Regions from separate parts of the Homo sapiens genome. Here region 1 is linked to region 2. A link is a contact called in ENCODE Hi-C or POLR2A ChIA-PET data. All regions are on one chromosome and are shown on one strand. The core of a region is the stretch at or near the end of the contact, and the rest is flanking DNA. Distances in the headings are between cores, read along the strand shown.

Evidence for each region. A loop is a pair of places that touch in the nucleus more often than their neighbours do. ChIA-PET counts read pairs that join two places held with the same protein, here RNA polymerase II (POLR2A). Pooled maps may share reads with other maps.
Region 1: a pooled map shows a loop between it and region 2 (5-fold over the local background). The contact joins two enhancer-like sites. A Hi-C loop is called at or near these places in 4 of 50 pooled maps. POLR2A ChIA-PET finds 5 or more read pairs at or near these places in 3 of 52 experiments (MCF 10A, activated T-cell and common myeloid progenitor, CD34-positive).

What each region holds. Positions count from the first base shown.
Region 1 is chr12:106,417,351-106,422,875 of GRCh38, reverse strand. All of the region lies in intron 12 of POLR3B (RNA polymerase III subunit B), which reads right to left. Among named protein-coding and RNA genes, the nearest start is that of POLR3B, 62 kb to the right of the region's middle. Within about 2 kb of position 4,160, at least 5 of the 41 ENCODE cell types and tissues checked have a DNase peak (open chromatin) inside an H3K27ac peak, as active enhancers do.
Region 2 is chr12:106,837,381-106,843,727 of GRCh38, reverse strand. It overlaps RIC8B (RIC8 guanine nucleotide exchange factor B), which reads right to left. Exons shown (of 10, transcript NM_001330145.2): 5 at 911-1,139. Among named protein-coding and RNA genes, the nearest start is that of RIC8B, 66 kb to the right of the region's middle. Within about 2 kb of position 3,372, at least 7 of the 41 ENCODE cell types and tissues checked have a DNase peak (open chromatin) inside an H3K27ac peak, as active enhancers do.

The sequences.
Region 1 (5,525 bases), core at 2,911-5,410, 420 kb after region 2:
AATGCAATGCCAATTAGAATCCCTAGAAGACTTACTTTGATGAAAATTGACAAAATAATTCCAAAATTTATATGGAAAAGCTAAGACCCTGAAATAGCCAAGACACTCCTAAAAAAGGTAAAGGTACTAATGAATACATAGACAAGCTGACCAATGGATAGACCAAAGAGTCCAGAAAAGATCTGCACATACAATAAAACTTGTTATATGATAGAGATGCATTTTGGATCAGCGAGGAAATGAAAGACTATACAATAAATGGAGCTGGGACAACCAGTTATCCATTTAGAAAACAAATGAAATTGGATTCCTTACTTCATTCCAGATGAACAAAAGAACAAATACTAAACACACAAGTTTAAAAAATAAAGAGCACTGTATTAGTCTGCTCTTGCATTGCTATAAAGAAACAACTGAGACTATATACTTTATAAAGAAAAGAGGTTTAATTGGTTCATGGTTCTTCAGGCTGTATAGGAAGCATGATGCTGGCCATCTGCTCAGTTTCTGGGGAGGCCTCAGGAAACTTACAATTATGGCAGAAGGCAAAGGGGAAGCAAGCATGTCTTATATGGCCAGAGCAGGAAGAAGAGGGAGAAGGGGACGATGCTACATATTTTTAAGCAACCAGATCTCATGAGAATTCTACCAAGAAAATGGCACTAGGAGGATGGTGCTAAGCCATTAAAAACCACCCCCATGACCCAATCACCTCCCACCAGGCCCCACGTCCAGCATCGGGGATTACATGTCAACATGAGATTTGGGTGGGGACACAGATCCAAACCATATCAAGCACTATTAAAAGTTAGATAAGTTGACAAATGGCTGCAACTAAAAGCACAAATTAGTAGCACTTTAAAATACTATAAAGTTGGCCGGGCACCGTGGCTCATGCCTGTAATCCTAGCACTTTGGGAGGCTGAGACGGGTGGATCACTTGAGGTCAGGAGTTCGAGACCAGCCTGGCCAACATGGTGAAACTCCATCTCTACTAAAAATACAAAAATTAGCTGGGTGTGGTGGTGCATGCCTGTAATCCCAGCTACTTGGGAGGCTGAGGCAGGAGGATCACCTGAACCCAGGAAGTGGAGGTTGCAGTGAGTAGAGATCATGCCACTGCACTCCAGCCTGGGCGATAGAGCCAGACTCTGTCTCAAAAAATATATATATATATATAAAGTTATTAAAACAAGAATTTAGACTGGAAAAGGATATCTGCAACACATATAACAAAAAATTAGGAAGCAAAATATACAAAAATCTCCTTGAAATCAGTAACAAAAATGGGAACAACCCAAAAGACATTGCAAAGAAAACAGGAATAGTCAATAAGTACATGAAAAGGGGCTCAACCTCATTAGTAATATAGAAAATGCAAATTAAGACCACAAGGAGATGCCATTTTGCATCTATTAGACAAAAACTTAAAAGTTTGATAGTAAGTCATGGGACGGAGCTCATCAGAAATTCATATACAACGTAATGTAGAAATACTTGGCAAACTAGTGTGACATTCTGCAGTTCAGGTAAAAATTTAACTTGACTCTGACTCCATGACTAGGCAATCCTCCTTAGAGAAACTCTTGCATATGGAAACCAGGAGATATAAATAAGAATGCCAGTGTTGTTGTGTTTTTTTTTTTAATGTCAAATGGGGAGAAACAATACAAAGTCCTTGATCAGTAGAATGAATAAAGTGGTATTCATCATACTGTATCACATCTTGACACAATGGAAAACAGAAATGAAAATGAACTACAGTAACATGCAACAATATAGACACATCTTAATGTTGAAAGAAGAAAAAAATTGCAGAGAAATTATACGGTATATGGATCTATTTCTATAAAGTTCAAAAGTAAGCAAAGCTTATACTGTAATAAATAATTTTAAAACTTTAAAATTAAAGATGTAAATGATATAATAAATCAAGAAATTAAAAAATGCAAAAGTTCAGGATGGTAGGGGAAAATGAAGAATGGAGTAGGGGGTACATAGGTAAATGAAATGCTATTGGTAATAGTCTAGTTGTTGAGTAGTGGCCTTGAGGTTGTTCATTTTATTTGTACCCTTCATAACATATAAATGTAACATTTAAATTTTTATGTTAAAAATTACCTATAAATGCTATTAAACCACAGTGATATTTTAAAACAGTGATTATGGAAGCCAAATCAACGGGATAGAACAGTAAGTCATGAAAACAGACTAGGTGGCTCTGTTTCCCGAATTGGTAGAGTAGGTCCTATCAGACGGATTCATCTGCAGATAATAATCATAAATTCTGGACAAAACATTTAAAAACTTTTTGAAGGCACTAGGGAGTGTCCAAAAGCAGGACACTGAGAGTGAATGGCACTGGGTACACATCTCATTTTTAAGGCTTTTCACCTAAGGGTAGGCCACGTTAATAAAAAGGGTCCAAGCCACACTGGGAAGCTGAAACTCAGAGAAAGACCTGCAGTCTTACTGGACTGAAGAAACAGAAGAAAAAGATCTGAACTACTGGATTTGAGTAGCTGGAAGGTGAAGGGGAATTCCATAAAGGAGAGAACCCAAGGAAGAAAACTCCAAACTATATATATAAACTTTGCCCAAATCTCTGGCTGATCCCTGAAGCAAACATTGAGAGGTGTGGCCCATGTCCATCCCTACCCCCGTGCCCCACTGCCCCACATCTGGGTGGGGACTATTTGACCAATAGAATAAACATAAGTGATGCTGTGACTTTCAGTCTAGGTCACTAAGGTCACACAGTTTCTTGTCTATGGGAAACACTTACTCTTAGATTCCTGAGCCACCGAATGTGACAACTCTGGAAACGCCTGAGCCTAGCTTTCCAGCCCTTCCCACCAACCTCTAGCAGAACATCAACCAACCAACCTCCATCAACACCATGTGAAACAAAAGAATCAAATAGCCAAGTCCTGCCTGAATTCTTGACCCACAAAACTGTGAGGTATGTATAATAAAATGGTTGTTGTTTTAAGCCACCATTTTGAGATAGCATGTAACAGAGTAACACATAACCAGAATGCCAGTTATATCAAGTTCATTAAAAAAAAAAAAAAAAAAAAAGCAAAACTAAATATCTGGCTCACTATAAATAAAAAAAAAGTAGACTTCTTCAGTAATATAATAGATATTATGCATACTAAATACTCCTATACAATTAATTCTATTAGTTTTTTCCCTTTGTACACATCTTTTTTCTTTGCAGTGGAAGAAAAAAGCTCAATATATTTGTGATCTAAGTTAAATAACAAAACATTAAAGTAATATGGGGGGCATATTTATACTAATTAATTTCTTAAAGAATTCTGAGGTTCAGTGAAGTATGTTTAAGCTAAAGATTTTCCAGATTCCATACTGACTATATTCCTGAATGTTTCTGATAGGTAGTTTTTTGACTCAGAATGAAGAAGGTATTCAAAGCAAATGAATCTTCTCCTCTAGCTAGTGCCAAAGAAGGAATTTCCTAAGTGGAACTGGATTTCATGCTTTTCCTTCTTTAAAGTTAAGACATGTCCTTCCACTTTTCTACTAAAACCACCTTTTCAGATAGAAAAGCCTGGATCTTGGATTTGAATTTACTATGTCAGAAGTGTTCTAAAAAGAAAACTTCCTCCTCTGAGAGCTTAATCCTTTCTTACAGTGAGACCCAGCAGTTTCACTCTTGGAAAGAAAGAATATGGGAATGGAAGCAGGTGCAGAGGGGTGAGAGGGGATGAAGAAGCCTATTCCAGCAACTTCCTGTGGAAACTGGCAAAAGGAACTTGAATAAGCATCCTGAACAGAATCGAATGCCCTTAACCTAAACAACAAAAGCTCAGCTCTATTTTAATTAGTCCCTTACACTTAGACACTTTTGTCTCAAATTATGACAAAGTTTTTTTGGATCCCAGCTGAATTTATTGTAGCCCCTTGATTCAAACACAAGGAAATGTCCTTGGTACTAAAGAAGTAAAAAGTAAGAACACAGTCAACAGAAATACTGCCTCATTATTAAATTTTCCTACTCCTAAAATTTCAGTTTAAAAGAAAAAATGCTGTCCAAGTTCACAGAGCAGTGAGAAACCACAAGGCCATCCACACAATACACCACATTATTTAGGTCAAAAGTAAAATGACTAAAAGGGAAGGAATGCTGGTGATAATATTCAATACCTTGGTAGCACAAGGCCTTTCAGCCTGTTTAAGACAGGAGAGTAAAGAGCAAATCATATTTCAGGGAAAAATGCTGACAGCTCATCAATTGATTTTCAATGAAAATGCTAAAAAAATTAATAAAGAAGTTAAGCTGCTGAAATACAGTTTCACCAATTAGCTTAATGTCAGAGAATTCTAATTAGGCGTCTTGAGATTGCTATTTAGTGTTTAAGCCTACAGAGTGCCAAATTCTCCTTTTCACACAAACTGGTTGCAAAATTAAAGACATTAGGCAGCCTTAATTACATTATCAGAACAGCTGGGATTAGGCAATCTCTGAAGTCAAGACGGCATTCTTTTGTCATAGGGTAGAAATCCCTGGCTTTCCAGGGTGCCGGATTTTGGTGCCATTCCATATCTCACCCATACAAAGCAAGCTGCATTAGAAACAAAAAATTTGCAGACAAAGAATAGAGTAATGCTCAGCAAATAATGAACACATTACCGAAAAAGAAAAGGTAGGTGAAAGATTAAGCCTGAAATCGGTAGGTTTTGCTAACACCTCTACTGGCGGCTGGCCTGCCAACCCTCTTGTGGCATCAAGACTGAAGGAAAGCTCTGTGAACCCGCTTGGCCAGTGGAGACAACTCTGTTATCTAAAGCTGAAGCACATTTATGCTCCCTCATCCCATGGGGTGTGAAATTAGCAGCTATTGTTTTTACACATTTTTGCTAACACAATACCTTTTATGTCTTTACATTGTTTATAAAGCTATGTTTTCTTGCACATGGGAACCCTCTTTTTAATTCTAATTTTTTAAGCAACAGGATCAGCTCTCCTTTCCCCCTCCTTACTCCATTCCTTATTCCTCTAAACAATCAACTTTTTTTTAATGGACTCATTTAACACCATGGTTTTTCCGAAGTAAAAAATAGTAAAAATGGGATTGATGGTGAGGATACCCATAATTCCTTGCACAATGGTCAATCTGAAGGTGGCCAAAAACCAAACTGCTAAGTAGTGGCCATTAACCAAACAGAGCTTCCTCAGTAGTCCTGATGCTAATTTTTTTTTCTAGAACCTAAAGTTACTATAATTTCATAATTCTAGTTTTTAAATTTTAGTTGTGGTACTATCTGCTGTGATCATCCCAGCCGCACTATCTCTCATCTAGAAAACTGCTACAGCTTCTAGCCGGTCCACTCTTCGCCTGTTCATCTCCACATCAGATCTTTCTAAACTAAAAATCAGATCATGTCACTCCCCTGACTAAAACTCTTCAATGGTCTTCTGCTGCATGTAGAATGCCAAGTCTCTTCCCATGGCACACAGGGCTCCAGATGATCCAGCCTCCACCTGGGTCTCCAGTGTC
Region 2 (6,347 bases), core at 2,123-4,622:
TTTTGGGAGAGGGAGTCTCCCTCTGTTGCCCAGGCTGGAGTGCAGCGGCGCAATCTCGGCTCACTGCAAGCTCCACCTCCCGGGTTCACGCCATTCTCCTGCCTCAGCCTCCTGAGTAGCTGGGACTACAGGTGCCCACCACCACACCTGGCTAATTTTTTGTACTTTTAGTAGAGATGGGGTTTCACCATGTTAGCCAGGATGGTCTCGATCTCCTGACCTCGTGATCCACGAGGTGGGGACATCTTATGTTACCTAAGCTTACAAACTATTTTAAAAATTCTTTTCCTAAAAACATTTCCATTTTATCATCTTCATGTTTACTATTGCCTTTTTTGGTCCTTCCTGGATGTTCCTACATTTTCTAGGATTCCCATGGGCTTAGCCAAAGGGCTTGAATGAAGCAAAATTTTGGTGACTGGACTATGCTACCTTGCTGCCTTTTAATACAGATACCTGACAAAGTGAGTGATAGACCAGAGAATGTATAAACAGCTCACAACAAATGGGAAATTGACAAGGTCTTCTTTTTTCTTTTTTTTGGGAAGATGTCTTTTAGGTATTATGAAGAGTATTTAGCAAGTTTTTGGGGGGATATTTTTTATTTCTAGGACTCACAAAGTAACAAAATGGAACAGTAATTACTTTTTCCTTTGTTTTCAAGCACTAGTCATAATTTTGGTGTTGCATGAACATAATTTTCAGCATTAAACAAATAAATTAACATGGCTTCAGCAATTTATCATATATTGTAATAAACTGCTTTCCAAAGTAAAAACAATTATGCAGCACATCAGTCAGAAAAAAAGCTTAGATTTAAAAATCATGCTCTGTGATGTGTGTCTGTATGTATGGCACATTTACATTCTTTGGAAGCATCTTCCCAGGGCTTCCATTTTATCAGCCTTACCTTGTCTATTCTCTTCTCCATAAAATTCAGTAAAACATGAATGGCCTCCATATTCATACCATTGTATACCATGGTATTGTTTTTCAAAACTGTTTCTTTCTCAGCTGTTTTATTACTGGGCAGTTCATCTAGAGTCGTTGCCTCTTGGGCTGTTTCTTCATGGGTTAACGGACAAATGAGAACATCCAAACAAGAGACTGGAACATTGCTTAAAAGGTTGACTGCATTGCTGAAAAGCAATTAAAAAAATACAATATTTTAACTTGATTGAATAGTCCTTTAAAATGCAAACATAATAAGAAGTTCAAAAGTGACTTTTAAGAGTCAATTAAAATATTTCTTTTCCAAAAATGAGCCATTATGGACACTTGACACTTACTATGAGATAGGAAATAAAAAACTGTTTCAAATATATGTTGTACAAATTAGAAAAAAAACAAATGTTGAATAGACAGACACAATCACATGATGTCATGTCACTTTCTGAAATGCTAAAATAGGAATTAGTGAGCTTTAATGCCAGCTCCTTAATTTTATTATGGCAACAATGCTAGCTTTGCATTTCTTCCCTGGGATTTTAAATCCTTTTGTGGATCCACTGGTGTTTTATTATTCCTTAGATTACAACATAAAGCATTTGAGAAACACTGAAAATAAGCAGCTTATCAGTAGCAACAACAATAAACCAAATATGGTAGAATTAAGTTTTATTCTTTCTAAATGTAGAAAATACAATTTAAAAATCATCCCAATTTTTGTAAGACATATGCAGAAAAAGGGAAATGGAGTTTTTTCTCTCTTTCTTATCATCAGGTCTCTAAATGAAGTTAATATAGCTATTTCTAATCTCTAGCCCCTAGGCCTTTCAGCTGTGTATTAATGAATACACGAGACTGGGATGCACACCAGTAGGGGGAACCCAAACCTTATATTTTTGGCATTCCCTAAAAACCTTGTTCTGTTGTTCAGTGTACAAAAGATTAAAATGACACTAACAATTTCAAAATTAGATATGTTCTCAACAAACATATTTTCTTCCATGAGTTATTTCATATTCTTTCATCTAAAAGGAGTGGTGGTGTTCTGGGCTAACTGGCTCTTATATGCCTGTGCCTTAGAACTTCCTGATCAACAATGGAAAGACAGGCATTTTATTTCCTAGTGACAGAGAAGCAGATCTAAAAATAACCACATCCTGACTAAAAATAAACTCCTGCAAATGCAATTTAAAAGTCCAACCACTTGGAAACCAAATTTAGAGCTTAATCTATCTGATACTATCTTAATTTAGACCAGTAGCTCCTTCTACTTTAGATTATAGTGACACCCTAAAAAATAAAGCAAAACAAACAGAAAAACAAAGAAATAGAAATACAAAAATTTTTCTTTCCTCTACCCTGAATTGTGCTCCACTTCCCCAAGAATGAATATTTCCTTTCTTTTTATATTATGGAAAAATAAAAACCAGTAACAAGTCAGTTGAAAAGTTAGACAATGCAGAACAGAAAGTGGTAATGTATAGGGCATCAAAAAAATGAATCAAGAGCAAAAAATAATTTAACAAGTCATATGAATAAATGGTTCCTAGTAAAATACAAGTTATTTGATTGCCCTCACTAAAACCAAATACTGCTGCTGCTACTGGTGTTATGCACAAAATCTCTATATTTGGTTATTGGTAAATAATCAAAGGTGGCTGAAATATAAGCTTTCCCCAAAACTTTCTCTTAAAACTTTTTTTTGCAAATATCTGTAGTTTATCTTATCTATAGTTCAGAACGTTTTGCTTCTATCTTAAGCACTTAGAAATTGTTACTAAATAATACCATAGATTCATTGAGAATAAAAGGGGGGAAATAACTCTACCTTAGAATTATTTTCAAAAACTGTATACAAGCCATTCTGAAATGTTATGATTTTTTCCCTAAACATCAGGCAATAGGCTCTTAAATACACTGACCGTATGATGCTCTGAACCTACCAGAGACCAGATTGAAAAGTTTCAGATGGGTCATTTCATTACAAAGGAATGTTTCCCCTTTAAATTCGTTTAAAGTAAGCAGTTTCCAGGAATTCAGTAAATTTAAGAAACCAAATGTAGAGTTTGATTCAACAAATATTTGGAGGTTTTAGGCTTTTCAAGAAAAGTTCCCATTTTCTTATTTCTTATTTAACAACTTGGTTTCCAAACAACTACAAAATTAATTTTTCTGGCTCACTGTGTTTGAGCTATTCTTTTTAAGTAAGGAAGGCCAGCTTTTTGAGCTCTGTCACTTCTCTGACAGTTTTATTTGTGGTAGAAGAGTGTATGAAATTCTCCAGCTACCAGGAAGTCAGTGACTATGCACAGATCTGCACAATAGTGTTTGCATTCCTACTCCAGGGGGTAGAAATACTGTGTATATTACACTCCCCTTTTCAGCTTCCTAGAGATCATTAATCACTGAGACATGACATCCTCCCGCTCATGCTCCCAGCCCCCTCCTGATATGCAGATTCAAAAGCAAGACCTATTTAGAACTCCTTAATGCCCTGATTAAAGCCTTGTCAGTTGTGGGAGAGGAAAGGCAATCTAAAATCTAGTCCTCTGTGAATCGCTGGACAAAAACATGAAATTACACTGAAGAACATGATATGGCACACGTAGATCCATAGCTGTTAATAAATCTTGCTGGTCAAATGTATCTTCTTTATATTTGGGGCTTACATATCTTTTTTCAAGGCTGTAAAGTCTATGTAAACGAATCTTAAAATCTCCAAAAGATTTTCCTTTTGCCCTCTTTATTCATTAAAAAAAATTGTTTTTGAGATAGAGTCTCTTGCCCAGGCCAGAGTGCAGTGGCATGATCATGGCTCACTGCAGCCTTGACTTCCCGGGCTCAAATGATCCTCCCACCTCAGCCTCCTGAGTAGCTGGGACCACACGCACACGCCACCATGCCCCTTGCTAATTTTTTAATTTTTAGTAGAGACAAGGTCTCACTATGCTCCCCAAGCTGGTCTCAAACTCCTGGGCTCAAGCAATCTTCCTGCCATGGCTTCCCAAAGTGCTGGAATTACAGGCGTGAGCCACTGCACCCAAACCCCTCAAAATCTTTGAAAAGTATTTTTTTCTTTTGTGGTAAGAGCACTTAACGTAAGACCTATTCCCTTAGCAACATTCTAAGTATACAATACAGTATTGCTAACTATAGGCTCTGCTACACAGGAGATCTCCAGACCTTATCTTGCATAACTAAAACTTTGTATCTTTTGACTGACACCTCCCCATTTACTCCTCTCCCCAGCCCCAGATAACCACTATTCTACTATCTAGTTCTACAAGCTTCACTATTTTAAACTCCTCATAAAAGTGGGATCATGGAGTATTTGTCCTGTGCCTGGTTTATTTCACTTATCATAATGCCCTCCAGATCCACCCATGTTGTTCCAAGTGATGGGATTTCCTTCTTTTTTTAAAGGCTGAATAATACTCTACTGATTCTGCTCTGTGTGTGTATACATATATACGCACATTTTATCCATTCATCTGACTGATAGACATTTAGGTTGTTTCAGTATCTTGGCTATTGTGAACAGTGCTGTAAGGACCATGTGATGAAAATGCAGATATCTCTGTGAAACAGTGATTTTATTTCCTTTGGATATACTCCCAGAAGCGTGATTGCTGAATCAAATAATTCTATTTTTCATCTTTTGAGAAAACTCCACACTGTTTTCCATAATGGCTATACTAATTTACATTCCCACCAACAGTGTAAAAAGATTTCCTTTTCTTCACATCCTTACCATCGATTATCTTTTGTTTTTTGAGGTTTTTTTTTTTTTTTTGGAATAACCCTTCTAACAAGGTATGAGGTGATACTGAGGTTTTGATTTGCATTAGTGATGTTAAGTACCTTTTCATGTACCTGTTGTCTGTTTGCATGTCTTCGTTGGTTAAATGTCTATTCAGGTTCTTTGCCCATTTTAAAATCAGGTTTTTTTTTTGGCTATTAAGAGTTTTTTAATAGGTTTTAGATATTAACCTCTTGAGGTATATGGATTGAAAATACTTTCTCCCATTTCTTAAGCTGCCTTTTCATTTTGTTGACTGTTTCCTTTGCTGTGCAGAAGTTTTCTAGTTTCATGTAATTCTACTTGTCTATATTTGCTTTTGTTGCCTGTGCTTTTGGTGTCATACCCAAGAAATCATTGCCAAGACCAATGTCCGTAAGCTTTTTCTCTCACGTCTCCTGCTCCTGCTCCTCCTGCTCCTCCTCCCTCTTTTTTTTTTTTTTTTGACAGGGTATTGTTCTGTTGCTTAGGTTAGAATGCAGTAGTGTGATCACAGCTCATTACAGCCTCAACCTCTCAAGTTCAAGTGATCCTCCCACCTGAGCCTCCGGAGTAGCTGAGACTACAGGTGTGTCACCATGCCTGGCTAATTTAAGTGTTCTTCTAAGAGTTTTATTGTTTTAGGTTTTACATTTAAGTCTTTAATCTATTTTGAGTTGATTTTTGTGTATGATGTGAGATAAGGATTCAATTTCATTCTTTTAGTGAAATCCAGTCTTCCCAAAACCATTTATTGAAGAGACTATTTTTTTCCCCATTGTGTATTCTTGGCACCCTTGTTGAAGATAACTATATATGCATGAGTTTATTTCTGGACTCTTTCTTTTGTTCTTTTGGTCAATATGTCTGTTTTATGCCAATACAAAAACTGTTTTGATGACAAAGTTTATGGCCTTGATTATGGTAATACCTCTCAGGTATTTACTTAGAATTCCAAACTCATCAAGTTGTATACATTAACTATGTACAGCTTTTTGTGTATCAACCAAACCACAATAAAACCATCTGAAATGATTCAGGCAACGAAAAGAACGATCCCCGACCAGGTGTGGTGCTCACGCCTGTAATCTCAGCACTTCAGGAGGCTGAGGTGGGTGGATCACCTGAGGTCAGGAGTTCGAGATCAGCCTGGCCAACGTGCTAAAACCCCATCTCCACTAAAAATACAAAAATTAGCCAGGCATGCTGGCGCGTGCCTGTAATCCCAGCTACTTGGGAGGATGAAGCAGGAGAACTGGTTGCACCCAGGAGGCAGAGGATGCAGTGAGCCAAGACTGCACTACTGCACTCCAGCCTGGGCAACACAGTGAGACTCTCTGTCAAAAAAAAAAAAAAAAAAAACAAAAGATTTTCAGATGTAAATAAATAATTTTATTTAATCTAACTCAATCCAGTAATTATTTATTATTTACTTATGCCAGGCACTATTTCAGGCAGGTATCACAAAGAAAATAAAGAAAAAATTCCTGTCCTCACAGAACTTATTCTCTGGCATGGACAGAAAAGTAAATAAAATTTTTTTAAAGTTAATTAAATAATATGCTAGAAGGTGATAAGTGCTCTGGGGGAATAACCCATGAGGGTAAACTAGTATGTATGG